4 separate regions of the Homo sapiens genome follow, and all the other regions are linked to region 1. Evidence: chromatin loops called from intact Hi-C (ENCODE). Cell type or tissue: heart left ventricle. All regions are shown on one strand.

Region 1 (5,000 bases):
TCATGGTACCCCCACCCCATCTGGAGTTTTCTGCTTTCATGCCTAAAGTACAAGTTTTGCATTTTGGGGAGTCCTTGGGGACCCAGAGAATCTCAAGAGCTTGATAGGATATTGGATGGGGCAGCAGAAAGTGTTGATCAAAAACCACTCGGATTGGTCAAGAGATCGAGACCATCCTGGCCAACATGGTGAAACCCTGTCTCTACTAAAAATACAAAAAATTAGCCGGGCGTGGTAGCGGGCACCTGTAGTCCCAGCTACTCAGGAGGCTGAGGCAGGAGAATGGCGTGAACCCCAGAGGCGGAGCTTGCAGTGAGCCGAGATCGTGACACTGCACTCCAGCCTGGGCAACAGAGCGAGACTCCGTCTCAGAAAAAAAAAACAACAAAAAACACTCAGATTGTAGGTAGGGTTGCCAAAAAGAATAACAGGGCCTAGTGAAATTTGGATTTCAGAGAAAAGTATGTCCCAAGTACTGCTATATAGTGAAAAAGTAATCACTATTGCTTGGAAATTCACATTGAACTGAGCATTCTGTATTTTTATTTGCTAAACTGAACAAGGTTATATTTGTGGGGGTGGGGTCAAGTTCATGGCAATTGCCAGACTTTGCCTCTGTTTGCGCGGTTTAAGATGGGGAAGTGGGAAAGAGAGAGAGAGAAGCAAAAGAAACACAATGATTCTTTAGAAGCAACATCCATTCATGGATCTCTCTCTCCACTTTTGATCCTTTATGTCTGAGGGCTGTGTGTGCCTGTGTGTGGCACACATACGTACCTCCCTGTGTGTTTTGTAGGACACAAGGATTGATATGGAGGAGAACTGTTGATAGTGACACTGATTAGATATTGAATAAACAACATGAGAAGATTAAAAACTGTAAAAATGTGATTAGTTTAAAATCAGCACAAATTACTACATTCATGTAAAACTGCCTCTCCTTCACACACAATTGCCACACAGCACAATCACAGTTACACTTGTTCCCAGTCAATCTTTATGTGTTTTCAGAGAATGATAAAATGTTACCAAAGGGGTCTAAGACATTGCCTAATCCAACCTCAACATTTACCGATTAAATAACTGAGACAGAGAAACTGACCAACCGCCGGTCCCACTGCACATCAATATTAATAATAGAAAAATGTTTTGTAAGAGCCTTCTAAGGCCTGGGCATTTTCGAAGTTCTCTACTTCACATTTAATTCTCACAATGACCCTATAGTCATCCTCTTTATTCAGGTGAGGCAAGTTGAGGCACAGAGAATTATGTAATTTACCTAACGCTCAGGGTCATGTAGCTAGTAAGCAGAGACCACTATGAAAAACCCAGCTAGTCTGGCCCCCGAGACCCACGCACTCAACCAGGACACCCTTTGGCTTCTCAAATGAGTTTATATCACTAAACATGTTCATACATGTAAACTTTCAGAGCTTACTGCTGCTGTAGCACAATTTTGTCCTTAATCACGAGGTCACTCAAATACAGCTTATAGAAAGTTGGTCGGCCATGGTTGACATCGATGATGATTTCAGAGTAAAAGCAGTTATCTGCTCACCTATAAATAAACCCCGTCACAGTGGGTCTGTTGCTGTAATCAGAGAATGGTTCTGTTGCATTTATTTTTTGAAATATGTTTAATGGAATACATAATACCACGATCTACTATCAAAGCAAATATTCGCAGTGAGATAGAAACAGTTTTATGAGTTTACTGTTTGAGTTGCTTTTGAAAGAGAAGGAGGAGAAGAAGATGATGAAAGAGAAGGGAAAACAGTGAAAGAGAGAGAGAGAAATCAAAATAAAGTCAAGGCCCTTATTCACTGTTGGTGACAAAATAAAAGACATTCTCTTAAAGAGAGGCCCTCTTGTTAGCATGCTGCGACCTCAGTGCTGGCACAGCCATAGTAGTAATTACATCCAGAAAGAATAACCTCCATTCAAACATTACATTTTCTAAGTTTTACATTCCACTTGTTTTTTTTCTCTTGTCTGTCAAGAGACTATCAATGTTTGCATCTCAGACTCCAGATTCCCTGTTTATCAATGACGGGAGGATTAAGGATGCCTGCTTCTGCTGTGATATCATGTTTTCCCGAAGCTACCTTTCCTTATGACACAAAAGCCTGCACAACTTTAAAAAAAGTGAGGCTGGAATTCTCTGAAGCTCCAGGATCAGGGTCTTCAGGGTCTACTTAGGAGACACCAGGACTCCACAAATCCACTGAGATGGAAGTTGGGAGTGTGGCAAAAACTGACTTCCCTCTCCACTGCACTTTAGCTGAAGGAGGGATTGATAAGCGTTTTGCAAGTCTACTATCAAGTACATCACCAGATCCTTTTAGAGACAAACCAGCACCCCCAGACCCTCCACATTTAAACTGGCAAGGAAGCATTTGAAATGAATGCAGCCTCATAGAAAACAAATCTACATCCTCTCTTCTTCAGAAAGGTGGCAGTGTTGCCTTACAGTTTTGACCGAATACAACGCAGTGGTGAGGTCTCTAGCTGGTTAACAGATCAACCGCCTCACCTCACCATGGAAAGGAAAGGAAGGACTTAATCCACTGCCGACCCCAGTGGCTGGCGGACTCATCCCAGAGCTTCAGGGGCAGTGAGACTTGTGACCGCCTAAGCTCTTGAGTTTTCAACTTGCATCAACAATGAAGATCCTAAGAAAATCTCCAGTTGACTCCACAGGCATCTAAAAACCAAGGGCATCTAAGAAAGTCACAGATGAACCTTACCTCCCAGCATCTACATTTTTCCTTTTTGAACCATCCATCCCAAGTGAAACAACTGAGTTGGCCCCATGTAGAAGGGCTAAGGAAACTTTAGCTTAGCAACCTATGCCAGCATCTTTCTGACACCTGTTATGTCTAATGTTCACATCAGAGTTCTCCTAAAAGTCATCAATCTAAGTAGAAGTCCTACATTGTTGAGTGTGTTGTTAACCAGTTTTCTAAAACCAACATTATACACAGAGCTACTGAAAAATAACTTCAGAAGTCAAGTGTTGCTTTGTCTAAACGTGGAGACCCACACAGACACCTTCCATGGGCGCGTGTACAAGCCCTTCTGGAGAAGCGGTTAGAGCTCCCGTCTCTCCCTTCCACTCACCTCCACTCAGCGTCCTTTGAGAAGTTTCTCCATGTGCCACTAACACAGAAATTTTGGGGGAAATTCTCTATTTATAAATATCAGATGGTTTGGGAAAAAATATTTGTGGCACTGGGCTTTCTTTTTTTTTCTACAGTGATGTCATTTTAAATACTTGGTGTGCTCCAAATTTGCTATTTTTACTTCCCCCAAGTGACTTTTTTTGGGAAATACATTTGTTTGGATTAGCTACATTTTAAGTGACCCCTGTACCTAACACACAACATCAGGTTCATCTTCTCAGCGATTATAACCGATACTACGCAGCTTCCAAACTTGAAATCCCTTATTTGTTCATTTCCAAAGTTGCTCCCTCTGAATGTACCCCTCCAAAATTTCTATTCATAGATGCAGAGAAAATAAAATAAAAGGATTGGCCTTTTCACAGATGAACAACCACACTCGACCACCCAAAGCACTTACAACGGAAGACACGAAAGGCCCCCAAAGTCAAACAAAACTCTTCGCTTCCACAATGTGCTTTTGGGGAACAAAGTTGAGGTAGACCTGGCAGGCTTTGAAACATTTATTGGAAAGCAGTTCTAGAGTTGAGAATTGCAGAAGAGGAAAGTTTAAGAAGGAATGCTAAATGCCTTAGCCCTACCTGATCTGAACTTGCTCCTAATCAGCAAGGAATGCTCAGACCCCAGGAGTGTCATGTTGAGTCTCAGCAAGCCGCTGGTCCCTTGGCCAGGCGCCCCCTGTTCTCCACCAGCAACAGGCTCCCGGGAGCCCAGCTGACCGCAGCTAACAACCCAGAATTCATCCAACTCTCCGTGAGCTCCCCTGGGTAGGAGTACAGTGGCAGCCAGTGTCCCCAGAAAACTGGCGCCTCCCCCCTCGCCGTGCGGGGCTAATTAACTCTTAGCCGGCGGGACCCTCCTCCTCCTCGGAGGTTGGCCAGGAGCAGCGCGGCATCCCAGGCGTTCCTGTCTGATGTCATAGGCTGCCGGCGATTGCGGAGAATCGCCACCACGCCTTTATGAAGGTCCCAACTTTGCCATCTGATACCCTTTACTACTGACAGGCGCTCAGCCAATCAGGAGCGGCGAGCGGGGTCTGGGGACCCGGAGCCGCCGAAGCCGTCTCGGGAACCGGCTCTTAACTCTTTGCGGCGGGCCCCGCAGCCGCCGAGGCACAGAGGGCGGGAGCAGGGCCAGGGGTCGGGAATCTGGGAGAGGGGCGCGAGCTAAAGAGCGGATGCCCGGAGGAAAGAAGGAAGGGCTGCGACGCCGCGGGGCTTGCAGGTGGTTCGCGGGGCTGCGGCAGCCGCTGGGAGCTCCGAGGTCCTGGGGATGGGCGTGCGCAGCCGGGGCTTCCCCGGCCGGGCTTCTGCCGGCGAAAGGGAAGCGGCCGGGATCTCCCGCCAGCCGGCTGCAAAGGCTGCGCGAAAGGGCGTGCGCGCCCGCGGGACAGTTCACGCGGGGCAATTTGGAAATAAGCTGGACCCCTGAGAAGAAAAGCTTCCGACGGACCGAAGCCCACGCATTCCCCTCGGTTTGAGGGGCTCAGGGCACTGGCAGAGACGATTCTGTATCTCGCAGCTCCAATACTGGACTTAGATGCATTTCCACGGGGAAATGGAAAGGCTTTCATTTTCTAGGATATGCTTTTTGGGGGGACAAATGTGACACGGCGCATCTGGAGATCCAGCTGCGACACAACGCTCCCACCTCACAACCCCGAGGGAATGGGAAAAGATACCTGAGTTGGAGTGAAAAACCTACTGGGCTCTAAATAGGGAGGGGCTCTGGAGCAGGGGGCAAGTCAGAGCTCGGGCTGGGCTTAGCTTGGGAAGGCTCAAAAACTTTGCCTGCGAATGAGTCTCTCCTTAGGGGAAA
Region 2 (5,000 bases), 64 kb before region 1:
TCTACCCAGTTATTTTGAGACTGAACTAGGACCACAGTATCAGCCGTTGGAATCTCAGACTCACCTGGTAGAGGGGGTGGCAGAATTAGTCATCTTTCCTGGAAGTCAGCAGGTGAAGCCATTGTATGGTTTATGGTACATCATCAACCTGCTTGGTTGATTGGGGGATAGGTAGGGCAGGGGTAACACAGAAAATGACCAACATCTCTACTATTTGGTTGTTTTTTTTTTTTTGAGATGGAGTCTTGCTCTGTTGCCCAGGCTGGAGTGCAGTGGCACAATCTCGACTCACTGCAACCTCCACCTCCCGGGTTCAAGTAATTCTCCTGTCTCAACCTCCCAAGTAGCTGGTCCTACAGGCACCTGCCACCACATCTGGCTAATTTTTTGTATTTTTAGTAGAGACAGGGTTTCACTGTGTTAGCCAGGATGGTTTCGATCTCCTGACCTCGTGATCCACCTGCTGTAGCCTCCCAAAGTGCTGGGATTATAGGCGTGAGCCACCGCGCCCAGCCTACTTCGTATACATAGGTCATATGCTAAGGCTGTCTCCAGAATTCCACAAAATAGCTGAATTTTTGAGATCTGAGGGACTGACTGTGACATCTTGCTTTTGAGGAACAAAGAAGGCAGGAGATTCTGGGAAGGGAGAGTCCCGATGAATTTAATTCGGACTTGCCTCAGTAAAGGGGTGGAAAGATTGTTGCAGCCCTGAAGTTACTACCAGTGAATCAGCCCTTTCCACTCTGACACCTGGCATTTGGTGACCCCAGGTCGAAGCACAAGAATGATGTCGAAAAGTCTAGAAGTTGAGTATCTGGAATAAAGGTGTAGGTAATCAATCCCCCTTTCCCCAGGGCTGGACGGAGCATTCCTAAATTGTTGCGTTTAACTCCAGCCTTCCCATTTTAAGAGGAGCAGAGACAAGCTGAGGTGTGATCAGATAAGATATGGCTAAGAGAAGAGACAGAAAACCATGAGAAAGGAGATCCTTGTATCTGGATGGGACACAATCAGAGAATCTGTCACGGGCCAGACTGCCTGGTGAGTGCTGGTGGTGGTTACAGAGAGGAGACAGCGATGCGAAGTTGTCCAAGAAGCCTCCCGGAGGAGGTGGGATTGAATGGAGCCTGAAGTGACTGTCAGCGGTGGACAGGACAGCAGAAAGGGAGAGGGGCGCGTCTGACAATGAAAGGATGGGGCGTGTGGACGAGAAATGATAGAGTGGCCATTAGCATGCTTGGGTTGGGGAGGATGACAAAGAAGTGCTTTCAGCCAGGGGAGAGGGCTATTTTAGGAGCCAACCCCTGGAGAGACATTGCTTGTAGGAGTCTCCCTTGCTTAAGTCAATGAAATGAGGAAACCATGAGTGCATGGAACTACATCCCGCGTACGGGTTTACACCTGCGTAAACAACCAGGATGAGTGCCAAGGCCCCAAATATGACTCCTCTCCGGTATCTAAAAAGCACAATGTGCCAAGTTAGAACATACTGACAGCTGCACTGAGGACCACTGGTCGCTGTCCAGGCCACAAGATCTCACCATGGGGGCCCCTGTCAATCACCACTCTTTCAGGGCTACAAGTGACTGGTTTAGATTTGCCACTGCCAGGGCAGAAGATGAGGGAAAGGGCAGGGAGCCCAGACACAGCTATAGACTTAGCTCGTCGCTGTTGATGGGAAAAACCTTAACAGTGGAGGGGCTCCTGTAAGTACATAGCAGTGGCTTCCTTTTGGCATGAACACCTCCTGTGGTGTTCGGTGTGGCCCACAAGGCCCTGGGTTCTGGAGTCAGACGCATTTGAGTTTGCTTTTTGGTTCTACCAGTTCAGGGATAGCGTGACAGTTGGCAAGTTATTTGACCTCTCTGAGCCTCAGTTTCCCCATCTATAAAATGGGAATCATCATCATAATAGCTAGCTTTCAGGGTTTCGAGGATTAGGTAATAACATATGGAAAGCACTGGGCCCAGTTCCTGACGTGTAAGTGATTAATAATTTCTTGCTGTTATTGTTGCTATTGTTGCTATTGTTTTTGGTAGGAGCATCTGTTTGTCTCAAGTTTAACATCATCAAAAATAAACAGACCACCCGGGAGGCAGTTTATCCTCTGGTCAGCTTTGCAAAGGTCAGCACAACTCCAGAACCAGAAAAACTGGTTGGTCCTGAGAGGTTCCTTCTGGGAAAGCAAAGGCGGCCCTTCCTCAGAGTAGGAGGAGTGTGGGTGGAAAGGCTGGCATGCCACTCCCTCTCCTTCCTGGTTCAAGCCAAGCCCATGCAGAGAGGGACAAAGGTCACCTTATCTGACTGCCTCTGGAATGACCAAGTCTCCTGGCTCCGTGGTGTGACCCTGGGCCTCCGCTCCAATCTTCCCCAGCATGAGGCTGGCTGGGAGCTGATGGAGAGCGGTGTGCTGGCTATTGTCCCTGCAGACGCGTCGGGGCTGTGATGACAAGGACCTGCTTTGGGAAGCCCTGACATCATCCTCTGGCTATGCTCGCAGGACTGGCTCTGGGCACTGGCCCCTTGGGGATCTTGGGCTGGTGACTCGGAGCCTCTCCTCTCCCTCTTGGAAGTGATCAGATGAATGAGTCAGCTGTACTTTCTTTGCATAAACATTTAAAATGCCAAGATTAAAGCAAGATAATTGGAATCCTAGTTACCTTTCTGTGAAGACCCACACCAAGGGCAGGAAACCATGAAGTAGAATATGAAAATGCGCCTCCTTCCTTATCAACCTGTGAGCTGGCCCGGTCCACTGCAATAGAAGCTATTTTAAATCATGGACAGACTACCTCCTGACATCCTGGAAGAGACTGAAGCAAAATTTGTGTCCTAAGGGAGAAAGTCGTACACAGAAAGGTAGCTATAGTTTCAGTGTAGCTGTTGCCTAAAGACATTTGCATAGATTTAGCATGTCATAGTCTACAGACTGATTGGACTATCTAACCAAAGTCAGAACTCACTGCTCTGGAAAGCGATCAGATGCTTTTATTATGGAAATGGCATAATAGGTAGATGTTGGAATGACTAATTTTTTTTACTCAGATCCCTGGCACTTTAGAAATTTGCCTTATGTCTTTTTTTTTTTTTTTTTGAGATGGAGTTTCGCTCATCGCCCAAGCTGGAGTGCAGTGACGCGATCTTGGCTCACTGCAACTTCCACCTCCCAGGTTCAAGCGATTCTCCTGCCTCAGCCTCCCAAGTAGCTGGGATTACAGATGCCTGTCACCATGCCCAGCTAATTTTGTATTTTTAGTAGAGATGGGGTTTCTCCACGTTGGTCAGGTTGGTCTCGAACTTCTGATCCCAGGTGATCCACCACCGCTCAGCCTCCCAAAGTGCTGGGATTGCAGGCATGAGCCACCACGCCTGGCCTTTTTTTTCCTTTTTTTGAGAGATAGGGTCTCACTCTGTCACCCAGGCTGGTGTGCAGTGGTTTGATCATAGCTTACTGCAGCCTCAAACTCCTGGGTTCAAGTGATCCTCCTGCCTCAGCCTCCCGAGTAACTAGGACTACAGGCATGCACCAGTATGCCTGGCTAATTTTAAATTTTTTTGTAAAGATGAGGTGTCACTATGCTGCCCAGGATGATCTTCATGTCTTTTGATACACCTGATCCTAGGGCCACACAAGTCAGGAAAAGCAGTTAACCTGTGTAAATACCTGCCCTGCGTTGCTCTTGAGGTGAATCCTCTAGGGATGAAAAATAACATTAGGCAAGGCGGGCAGATCACGAGGTCAGGAGTTCGAGATCAGCCTTGCCAACATGGTGAAACCCCATCTCTACTAAAAATACAAAAATTAGCCAGGTGTGGTGCCACGCACCTGTAATCCCAGCTACTTGGAAGGCTGAGGCAGGAGAATTGTTTGAACCTGGGAGGTTGCAGTGAGCAGAGATCGCGCCATTGCACTCCAGCCTGGGCGACAAGAGCAAAAACTCCATCTCAAAAAAAAAAAAGTGCTTTATCCTGTCTCCCTTTTCTCTTTGACAGGATGCTCCTCAGCCCCTCCCAGAGCCTCAAGCTGCCCTCAGATTTCTAGAGGCCTCTCTCCAACTTCAGCTCCCACCTGGGCATGCCCTGCCCACCTCTCAATGATGCCTGAGATGGCTTCCACAGAGGCAAAGCCCTTACTTCACAGGGCGGCAGAGGCAGACTCCAGGCACTTCCTTTCTCTCTCAGCGCTCACCCTTTCCTCCCGCCACTCCCACACGCTCCAACACTCCCAGCTCCCTGATTCTCTTGCCCAACTCTTTCCCAGAACCATCCTCAGCAAAGTATTTGTCACGTATGCCTCAGTGTGTTTCTTTACCCCAAGGGTGGTTTACTCTTTGGAAATTATTTCTCATGATGGAATGATAGATTTTGTTCATGAGAAAGTTATGCCAAAGCAAAATGTTCTTTTTTATGCCAAAGCAAACAGCCCTACCATCTCACTCAGGGCCATGGTTATTATCTAGCTGCCTTCAAAATGAACGATCAGAGAGGGTGAAGACTTTTGGTGTCTCTGAAGAATGACTAGATTCTTAGTGAATAGGAGGGTTTTGTTATGAAGTCTAAGCGTGGGGCACATTGGTGAGCAGTGACTAGCACAGGATCTTTTATAAATGTAAATGATAGAAATGGGTGACTTCTGGACCAGCCCCGGAGGGGCTGAATTATTGCTTTCTACATGAAACGGTCATGGTGATAAAAAGAACAAATTTAGGTTTGACAATGGGGCTATATATTCTAAATCACGGGTTCTTTTTTTAAAAAGACTGGCTGGGCACGGTGGCTCACGCCTGTAATCTCAGCACTTTGGGAGGCCAAGGCGGGTGGATCACCTGAGGTGGGGAGTTCGAGACAAGCCTGACCAATGTGGAGAAACCCCATCTCTACTAAAAATACAAAATTAGCTGGGCATGGTGGTGGATGCCTGTAATTCCAGCTACTTGGGAGGCTGAGGCAGGAGAATCACTTGAACCCGGGAGACAGAGGTTGCGGTGAGCTGAAAT
Region 3 (5,000 bases), 75 kb before region 1:
TATCACATTCTTAGACTTTCCATAGTCCAACTTGAAAGTGCTAATACTTTCCTTTTCCCCAAAGGGGCCTCTTATCAAGGGCATTGATTTATAGCAGTCCCTCCACCTATTGGCAGTTTCACTTTACAAGATTTCAGTTACCTGAGGTCAACTGCAGTTCAAAAATAGTTGTGTCCAGTACAATAAGTTATTTTGAGAGAGAAACCACCACATCCAGATACCTTTTATTACAGTATCTTGCTATAATTGTTCTACATTATTGCTAGCTATTATTGTTATTCTCTCACTGTGCCTAATTTATAAGTGAAACCTTATCACAGGTATATATGCCTAAGAAAAATACAGTATATGTAGAGTTCAGTACTCTCTGAGGTTTCAGGGATCCAATGAGGGTTTGGAATACATCTGCAGATATAGAGGGCCCTGTATTTGCTTCCTCCCAGTCTTACGGCTCTGAAAAGGTGTGCATAGTTTCTAAATTGAGTCACCTTCCAAACATACTGGATGAGGAAATGGTGCAATACAGGACTTGCTAGGCCCCATGGTGCTGGCAGATAGATATTAATAGACACCCTTCCCAACCTCTGCCCACAGCCACCCTCCCAGCCTTGCCGGACTTACTTAAGCTGAGCTTGGTGCATCCCTAGGTAGCTGAATCGGTGTTGCTGCTGCTGCTGCTGCTGGCTGAGGATTTGGAGCTGCAGGAACAGCTGCTGTTGCTGGAGCAGCCGAGCGTAGGCTGAGTCCATAGGTGGAGGGGACTTCTCTGCCTTCTGGTCTGGGGGAATGTACTGGTGATATTTAAGCTTCTTCACCTTTGGCTTGGGGTCCTTGGGCTTTTTGTGGCGGTTCTTACTGTCACCCAAGGATTTGGACTGCAAAGAAGATGAGGAAATTGCATGTGCTTTAGGTGATGGCTGAGAATGATTTTGCATCATGGACACGTTGTGAGGCAGTTTTGTCTGATGGCCATTCTTGGATCTCAGAAATATAATATAGCAAAGGCATGATGTACAAAGAGCTCCTAGGACACTAACGTTGCTAATGAACAAATCCATTGCAAATGTATCACACTGGAAGGACACTCCTTAGACAGGGAATGTTGAATCTTAGAAGCAGCTCCAGAGTTTTTCCTTTCTGGAGTACAGCAAAATGTAATCCTGTGTTTCAATGAGTGCATTCTCCTAACCTAAAACCAACTGATGACCTAACAAAGGTTGCATTCTGATCTTGAGACTACTTGTAGAAAGTTCTTTCATGGCTGGGAGCGATGGCTCACACCTGTAATGCCAATGCCAACACTTTGGGAGGCCGAGGCGGGTGGATCACCTGAAGTCATGAGTTCGAGACTAGCCTGACCAACACGGTGAAACCCCTTCTCTACAAAAAATACAAAAAGTAGCCAGGTGTGGTGTCAGGCGCCTGTAATCCCAGCTACTCGGGAAACTGAGGCAGGAGAATTGCTTGAACCCAGGAGGCAGAGGTTGCAGTGAGCCGAGATCACGCCATTGCACTCCAGCCTGGGCAACAAGAGCGAAACTCCATCTCAAAAAAAAAAAAAAAAAAAAAAAGAACTTTCATATGCATATGTGCAGTCACTTTTAGTTAAACACTTAATAAGTCGACTTATTAATGACATAAACTAAGATAAAACTAAGATTTTCTTTGAAAATCTAGAATGTGGTTATTTGTTGCTTTGAGCTGAAAGTAAGATAAACCTTGCCTATCTGCCTGCTGAACACCCTCTCGCCTGCCTGCCAAATACCGATGAAAGATCAGGAAGTAACACCTTTTGAAATAAGGACACTTTACTTATTATGGGAAGGGTTATCCACCTAACTGGAACACTTCCCAGAGTTGGAACCCAAAGCATGTATTGCATGATTTGGACACACTGAATCAGGAAGTTAAGGGTATAGTCTTGGAAGATAAGACAAATTTTTGAAAGTGGTACAATTACTTAACTTTAATACATCTCAGTTTCCTCACCTGCAAGTTGGAGAAAATATTCTTTACTTTTTCTCTCACTAATCAATATAAAGACTATAAAAGATAATATTGAAATAATAACAGGTAGTCAATGAACAGGTAATTATGTCTATAACCTGCTCCTGAAATAAAAGACCTTTGTATATTAGGAAGGAATGGGTCCATCCTGTTATCAGGTTAAAAAAAAGTAATTTTCAGGCCGGGCGCGGTGGCTCATGCCTGTAATCCCAGCACTTTGGGAGGCGGAGGTGGGCGCATCACTTGAGGTCAGGAGTTCGAGACCAGCCTGGCCAACATGGTGAAACCCTGTCTCTGGTAAAAATACAAAAAATTAGCTGGGCTTGGTGGTAGATGCCTGTAGTCTCAGCTTCTCGGGAGGGTGAGGCAGTAGAATAGCTTGAACCCAGGAGGTGGAGGTTGCAGTAAGCCGAGATTGCGCCACTACACTCCAGCCTGGGTGATAGAGCGAGACTCCGCCTCAAAAAAAAAAAATAATTTTCAAACCCTGACTTTATTACAGAAGGTTGAAATGAAGAACACGGATGTCATGACCACGAGTGAGCTAGGATTTGGGGGAACATTGGAAGGAAAGTGTGTTTCCACCGGTGTCCAGAAGAGGGGGCTCCTGAACAGCTGGCAAGCATATTCTGACTTGGCAGGTTCCCCACTTCAACCACAAACTACACATCTGAATGTGACCTTATCCAAAGGAGCTTACAACTCACTTGGACTCAGCGCAATGCACCCCCAAAGGCTCTTTTGTTTTCCAAAGAGACTTCTTCCTGGCGACTAATGAATAATGAACACAAGTAGTTGGGTGTGTTTGGTGGCTCCGTTTCTCTCTGCTTACTAATCGATTAGCATTCTAGTTAGTTAATCAGTCTTCTGTCCTTGGAGAGTTTCTGCAGGGCTCCCGAAACCAGCTCTGCCCTGGCCTGCTCCAGACCAGCTGCTGTTGTCGCCTCATTCTGAGGCTTGCCTTGTCTGGGGAGGATGGGAGCTGCAGCCCTGGCAGGGTCCCGCAGCTAAGTCGGAGGTCCAGGAGCTTTTTTTCTCTATGTTGCCTTAGCACATTCCAGAAGATACTGAAATCGGACCATTTACTCTGGATAGTCTGGGGTAAAGGCTACTATTACTATTCTCTTTTTGAGCCCAGGGGACACTAAGGTTTTTGTGTTTGTTGACCAAGCAGAAGAAATGATGGCTCTTCTACAAACAACCAGCCTGCCGGGACCAGCTGGGTGTCTGTAAGAATCGCCTTTTTCACAGAAAGCGATCTGTTCATCTCCTGGGCTTCTATCATACTTTCTACTACAGTGAGGTTGAAGGCTTTGCTAATTTTTTTTTTTTTTATATATATATACAGAGTCTCGCTCTGTCGACCAGGCTAGAGTGCAGTGACTGCGATCTCGGCTCACTGCCACCACCCCCTCCTGGGTTCAAGCGATTATCCTGCCTCAGCCTCCTGAGTAGCTGGGATTACAGGCACACGCCACCACGTCCGGCTAATTTTTGTATTTTTTGGTAGAGACGGGGTTTCACCATATTGGCCAGGCTGGTCTCGAACTCCTGACCTCAGGTGATCTGCCCGCCTCGGCCTCCCAAAGTGCTGGGATTACAGGCGTGAGCCACCATGCTCCACTGCTAACTTAAATTATGCAAAATTTAAATACTGTGATAGAAATATGAATAACATTTCTTTTTATACTCAGCTTTAGAAATAACGGGACTCATCTCCTCCTCCTTCCCCTGCAATGAACAAAATGCATTGATAGTCACATAATTTCCGACCTGTTGAGCTGAGTGAATTGTCAGCTGGGTTTAAGCTCTTGTGGTTTGGTGGGGGAGCCTTATTGGCAAACTGAAGTGTCTATCATCCATTAGACCATAAAACTGTTACTATATCATTGATTTTTACTTCAATTTACAATCTTTTTTAAGTCCCGTAAGAGTCATTTTAACATTCATTAAGTGGTGGCACTCGAGCTGAGAAAACGTGTTCCCAAATCAGTTGGAAGTTATTTGGGTATAGGCCAGGCACGGTGGCTTACGCCTGTAATCCCAGCACTCTGGGAGGCTGAGGCAGGTGGATTACCTGAGGTCAGGAGTTCAAGATCAGCCTGACCAACATGGAGAAACCCCGTCTTTACTAAAAATACAAAATTTGCCAGGCATGGTGGTGTGCACCTATACTCCCAGCTACTGGGGAGGCTGAGGCAGGAGAATCACTTGAACCTGGGAGGCGGAGGTTGCGACGAGCTGAGATCACGCCACTGCACTCCAGCCTGGGCAACAAGAGTGAAACTCCATCTCAAAAGAAAAAAAAAAGGAACACAAAGGGAAGTTATTTGGGATAAAACATTATAAAGAAGGCCACATGATTACCAGGCAATTAACTGAAGAGAGAGCAGCCTGTGTACTGTGAGATGCGATGCTGGTGTTTATAGAAGCACGAGTCGCAAGTGCAAAGATATGGACCCAACCGAAGTGCCCATCAACCAACAAGTGGATAAAGAAAATGTGGTACATATACAACATGGAATGCTACTCAGCCATAAAAAGGAATGAAATAATGTCTTTTGCAGCCACTTGGATGGAGCTGCAGGCCATTATTCTAAGTGAAGTAACTCAGGAATGGAAAACCAAGTATCATGTGTTCTCACTTATAAGTGGGAACTAAGCTATGAGGATGCAGAGGCGTAAGAATTATGTAATGGAATTTGGGGATTGGGGGAAGATTGGGAGTGGGGTGAGGGATAAAAGATTCCGTATTGTGTACAGTGTACACTGCTCAGGTGACGGGTGCACTACAATCTCCGAAATCGCCACTAAAGGGCCGGGCGCAGTGGCTCACGCCTGTAATCCCAGCACTTTGGAAGGCCAAGGCAGGTGGATCATGAGGTCAGGAGATGAAGACCATCCTGGCTAACACAGTGAAACCCCATCTCTATGAAAAACACAAAAAATTAGCCGGGCATGGTGGCGGGAGCCTGTAGTCCCAGATACTCGGG
Region 4 (5,000 bases), 340 kb before region 1:
CAGGTAGGGTCTGAAATGCTGGGCAGAGTCTGTCTTCTTCAGGCCCTACAGACACCACTTTTGAAGGACGTGGAACAGTTTGGACATCACTCAGCTAAGTGATAAAATGGCCTCTTTTATCTGTGTTTGTCCCGCATGTCAACACGGCTGCATTCGAGCATTTTTGTAGATTGTCCATTTAGGATCTAGTCACCGTCCTCCTTAAAGGGTGCATGCTTTCCTTGGTACTTGAGCTCAGGACAGTGTCTAACAACAGACCCCATATGGATGGGCCTGGGGTTTATGGTCCAGAGGAATGCCACAGTATTCTATGTCAAGATATTTCCTCTGACTTCTGAGGACATTAGGACCAGTGGCCACAGACTGAAGAAAACCTTAATGCCAAGCCTCCTTTCCTGGCCAGTGTAGGCCTGAAGTGCCTCAACCTGACAGTTACCTGTTTAGGTATCCACAAAGAGACCAGAAGGGTGTTGATGGTGATGTGTAAAGTTGGTTTTGTGCTTTGTTTACCTCTCAGCTCACTGGATAGGATATGTCATGTTAGCAGTTGCCTTGAAGGCAGTTCAGTTTGGTGGCTGAGCTGTGACCCCCAGTGGGCGGGCTTATTTGGTTTTGCAGATTTTGGCTGAAGAGCTGTGTACTCCTCCAGATCCTGGTGCTGCTTTTGTGGTGGTAGAATGTCCAGATGAAAGCTTCATTCAACCCATCTGTGAGAATGCCACCTTTCAGAGGTAATGAGGGGTCTCTAGGGTGGGAGAAGTGAGAGCTGAAACCCAGCCCAGCATCGACATGGGCATCTTGTGGCAAGAGCTGTGTTTCTGGGAAGACCACTATCTGGGTTTACAGTTCAGAGGCCGGCACTCCTGCCTTAAGTCACTGTTGGTAGTTGGTGGGCTCCGGTGTACACAGCCTCAAAGTGAAATTAGAAAAGATTGAAAACTAGAAACAACTGAGGACTAGAAATTCAACTAGAACTCTTACAGCTCTTATACCAGAAGAAATTCTAGAACTTTTTTGAATTCTAACTAATGCCCCAGATTATCATTTGGATTATTTTGAACTGAATTAATTTTCTTCCATTACCTGCATTGAAACAAATGAGGTGGGTCAGAGTGTGTGAGACTGTCGTGGTCAAGAGTCCGTGTTATGGGATGGACTCACAGCTGGGGAATGTCTTTTGGGCTAACTGCCACTCTGTTGTTGTCCTCTATCGAAGTTAACCAGTTTTGCGGTTCAGCTTTCATTCCAGATGGAATCATCTTTGACCCACCTATCTGAGTTTGAATCTTTTCCCCCACTCTTAATGGTTTACCTGTATTTTTCCTGTTCCTAGTTTGTATCTATCTGTATTTTTTCACTTGTTTTTTTCTACTTACCACAACAAATCCTTTTGGGCTGCTGTACCCCTTCCGAGTCAGAGCGTTAGGAGTTGTTTCATGGTCTGCTTTATTCTCTGTGGGTGAATTTGGATGCGCTGGTAGCCCCGGCTTTGTATTTTAATCCAGTTTTGGGCAGCAAAACCTCTTCAATGAATCAGGTGTCATTTGAGAGCCATGTGTGGATGTGTGATGATGCTGGGATAGATAAAAATAGCTACTGTGTATATTTCTTTTTAAAGGGAACTGGAGGGAAACACATCAGCATGTTAGTAAGTGGTCTGTTGTCCAGGTGGTGAAATTTCAGATGATTTTCATTTCTCGTGCCTGTGTCTCAGGTCCTCTGGAAGGCAGACACCAGGGTGGCATTGGAGGTGCAGGAGGTTTATTCGAGGAAATTTGACTGTGAGAGAGGAAGGAGAGAGGGAGCAGGAGGAGGCAGGGAGAGCCTGGGTCTGGCTTTGCAGGTTGGACCCGTATGAGTGGAGAGGGTAGGAAGGAAGTGCAGTGCTGAGAAAGGATCAGCCAGGCCTACTGGAAAGCCCAGAGCAGAGCTTGCCAGATACAGGAATCCCACGTCCATTGGAAATGGCCCAGCACCGGGGTCTGCCGTGAGCAGCCTGCTGTGAGAGCATGGCCTGGGCGTGGAGGCTGTCAGCTCACTGCAGTGCTGCAGAGGGCCGCACGATACCCCTCCCTGGCTGCGTGGTCCCTGTCTTGGTGTGTCCTGAGTCTGCATCACTTTGTAAAGCCCCACTCTTCTGCCCAGGTACCAAGGAAAGGCAGATGCCCCCGTGGCCTTGGTGGTTCACATGGCCCCAGCATCTGTGCTTGTGGACAGCAGGTACCAGCAGTGGATGGAGAGGTATGGAGCCCAGCCCAGCGGCACTTGGGGTAACTCTTCTGGGCAGTGGTGGATTCCCCTTTCCTCCCCTCGTGCTCTTTCCAGCGCTACCTACCCTTCTGCACCTGCCTAAACTTTCTGTGGGATTCCTGCCTTCCCAGAATTCTAGGCTTCCCAGATCTGTGCTACACTCGTGAAGAAAATGCACCGCTAGGTGGCGCAGTGTCCACACGATTCCATTTATTTTACACCCTCCACACTCTTCAGGGTGTCTGAACAAATACTGCCGTTTGGTTGAGGATTCCATAAGTGAATTCCAAAGAAGAGATTGCAGCTATAAAATGATAGCTTCCATTTACTGAATGCCCACTTTGTGGGAGGCAGTGTGTGAAATACCCTTCATTTCACTTCATTTCCTCTAGGGTCGTCGCCAGCAGCCCTGGGAGGTAGATGTTTAGTCACTGGAAGGCATCTTTTTCCTCGGGGCATCGCTGGCCAGGGCCAGGTGGAGGAGTATGAGTTGAGCTCGGGTGCGGGGTGACCTTGGGCTGCTTTTTGGCCCCTGCCCGTATCTCCCCACATGGCCCGTTTACCTGCCCCTCACTCCATGGCCTGCTCTCCTGCTGTCTCTTTCATTCCTCAGGGTTTGGGTCCCCTATTTGTATGCCCTGGACATCTTCTTTTTCTTGTTTTTCCTCTCACTCTTCCCAGCACACCTGAAAGGCAGCTGAGCTAGGGAACACCGGGCTTTGAGACAGCAGGAGTGGGACCATGTTTGGCCATGTAGTAACACTGCTTGGGGCAAGTCACTGAACTGTTTGAACACCTCATCCTCATTACCACTCCTGAGCTCAGCACCACTCCTCAGGGGGAGCTGCCTCCTAACAGACGCTGCAAATGCCGGGTCTGTTTCTTCACAGGTTTGGGCCTGACACCCAGCACTTGGTCCTGAATGAGAACTGTGCCTCAGTTCACAACCTTCGCAGCCACAAGATTCAAACCCAGCTCAACCTCATCCACCCGGACATCTTCCCCCTGCTCACCAGTTTCCGCTGTAAGGTAGTGTCTCAGACCGGCCCCTTGTCGGCCCAGCTCTCGTCCCCTCTCTTTCTCTCCATGAATGTGTTTTGTCTCTTTCAGAAGGAGGGCCCCACCCTCAGTGTGCCCATGGTTCAGGGTGAATGCCTCCTCAAGTACCAGCTCCGTCCCAGGAGGGAGTGGCAGAGGTCTGTGCCATCTTGAACTAATGGAATCGTCTCAGTCGAGTTGGGAAACATTTCTGTAAATAGCCACATAGTAAATGTTCCAGGAGGCTCTCCAGACCATATGGTCTCTGTTGTAACTATTCAACTCCGCTTTGAGCACAAAAGAAACACGGACAATAAGCTAATGAATGGGCTTGGCTGTGTGCCAGCGTGAATTTATTTAGAAAAGCAGCCTACTCCAGGCTGGGTTGAGGTGGGCGGATTGGGGCCAGTAGTTCTCCTTTTCCAAAATTGCCTTGCATGGGAATAGCAGTGATAGAGCTCGTGTGTTTCACAGTATAGAAAATAGGAAATGTGTGATGAACAAAGTCACCCATAATCCTGTTGCCCAGAGATAATGATTGATAACATTTTGTGTTTCTTGATTTGTGTATGTGGGTTTATATTGTCAGTCTTTTCCTGTATCACTAAACAGTCTTAAGTAACAAGATTTTTATTGGTATTCCAAATAGGGATGTTTACTCATTTGGGATGTTTCCAATTTTTTGTTGTTTTTAATGAATGAAACAATAAATGTCTTATATATAAATCTTTGATGGGAACTCTGTTCCCTTCAAGTCATTCCTAAATGTGGGATTACTGGCCCAGAGTGTGAGACTTGTTAAGGTACTTGATAAATGTAAGATGCCATCTTGAAAGCCTCTTCCAGTACAATCCAACCAGGAAAGTGAACAGCCTTACTGCCCCACATCTTTATTTTAATTAATTAATTTATTTATTTTATTTATTTATTTATTTTTTTGAGACGGAGTTTCACTCTTGTTGCCCAGGCTGGAGTGCAATGGCGTGATCTCAGCTCACTGCAACCTCCGCCTCCCGGGTTCAAGCATTTCTCCTGCCCCAGCCTCCCGAATAGCTGGAATTACAGGCGCCTGCTACCACGCCCGGCTAATTTTTTGTAATTTTAGCAGAGACGGGTTTCACCATGTTGGCAGGCTGGTCTCGAACTCCTGACCTCAGGTGATCCACCCACCTCAGCCTCCCAAAGTGTTGGGATTACAGGCGTGAGCCGTGCCCGGCCTGTTTTAATTTTTAAGGATCTGAACCTTGATTTTAAGTTTCCTGCCCACTCCACAGTATTTGTATTAGAATAGAGCATGTGCTGGATTATGACTGGATGCTGTGTGCTGTTGAGGTTGGGTAGTTGGGGCCCTTTAAGAGACTATACTAGCAAGACTCGGGCCCACAGGCAACATCACGGGGTTGAAGAACCTGGTGTCCCTTTGTTGGCATCTGCGCAGGCTCTTAACACACAGCAGCGATACACAGCCCTAGCCGACATTCAGATTTACCTTGTGCTTGTGAAAAATATTGCACAGGGCCTGCCCTAGACCTAGTGAATTAGAATCTTGAGAGTTAGGCTTGGGACTCACAAGCTCCCAGATGATTTTAATGCTCAGCGAGGTTGAAGAGCCGCCTGTCCAAGGAGTTGCCACTCCGTGTGATCTGGGGCTTGCTAGGAAAGTGGGATCTCAGGCCTCACTGCAGAGCTGCCGAACTGGCTTCTGCGTTTTG

The links. Peaks named below come from ENCODE experiments on the same cell type or tissue, not always from the same donor. Only the 100,000 strongest peaks of a DNase experiment are listed, where the experiment ranks them.
Region 2: a loop joins it to region 1, with 4 times the contacts of the local background. A loop is called at or near these places in 34 of 110 quality-filtered maps.
Region 3: a loop joins it to region 1, with 5 times the contacts of the local background. A loop is called at or near these places in 33 of 110 quality-filtered maps.
Region 4: it touches region 1 in a loop (4-fold over the local background); 21 of 110 quality-filtered maps call a loop at or near these places.

The regions. Positions count from the first base shown.
Region 1 is chr17:12,665,007-12,670,006 of GRCh38, reverse strand. It overlaps MYOCD (myocardin), which reads right to left and starts at 4,117. Exons shown (of 14, transcript NM_001146312.3): 1 at 3,764-4,117. The coding sequence starts at 3,818. In heart left ventricle, a CTCF peak has its summit at 2,448; DNase peaks (open chromatin) are centred at 4,066 and 4,376; H3K4me3 peaks cover 4,706 bases; H3K27ac peaks cover 5,000 bases; H3K27me3 peaks cover 1,129 bases.
Region 2 is chr17:12,728,544-12,733,543 of GRCh38, reverse strand. The region is part of intron 5 of MYOCD (myocardin); the gene reads right to left. Among named protein-coding and RNA genes, the nearest start is that of MYOCD-AS1, 25 kb to the right of the region's middle. In heart left ventricle, no CTCF peak of the experiment used is centred here; a DNase peak (open chromatin) is centred at 2,413; H3K27ac peaks cover 4,763 bases.
Region 3 is chr17:12,740,058-12,745,057 of GRCh38, reverse strand. It overlaps MYOCD (myocardin), which reads right to left. Exons shown (of 14, transcript NM_001146312.3): 8 at 622-875. Among named protein-coding and RNA genes, the nearest start is that of MYOCD-AS1, 36 kb to the right of the region's middle. In heart left ventricle, a CTCF peak has its summit at 2,592 (motif pointing right); a DNase peak (open chromatin) is centred at 602; H3K4me3 peaks cover 751 bases; H3K27ac peaks cover 3,981 bases.
Region 4 is chr17:13,000,720-13,005,719 of GRCh38, reverse strand. ELAC2 (elaC ribonuclease Z 2) reads left to right here. Exons shown (of 24, transcript NM_018127.7): 11 at 619-731; 12 at 2,146-2,241; 13 at 3,141-3,279; 14 at 3,361-3,446. Among named protein-coding and RNA genes, the nearest start is that of ELAC2, 15 kb to the left of the region's middle. In heart left ventricle, a CTCF peak has its summit at 2,432 (motif pointing right); a DNase peak (open chromatin) is centred at 2,419.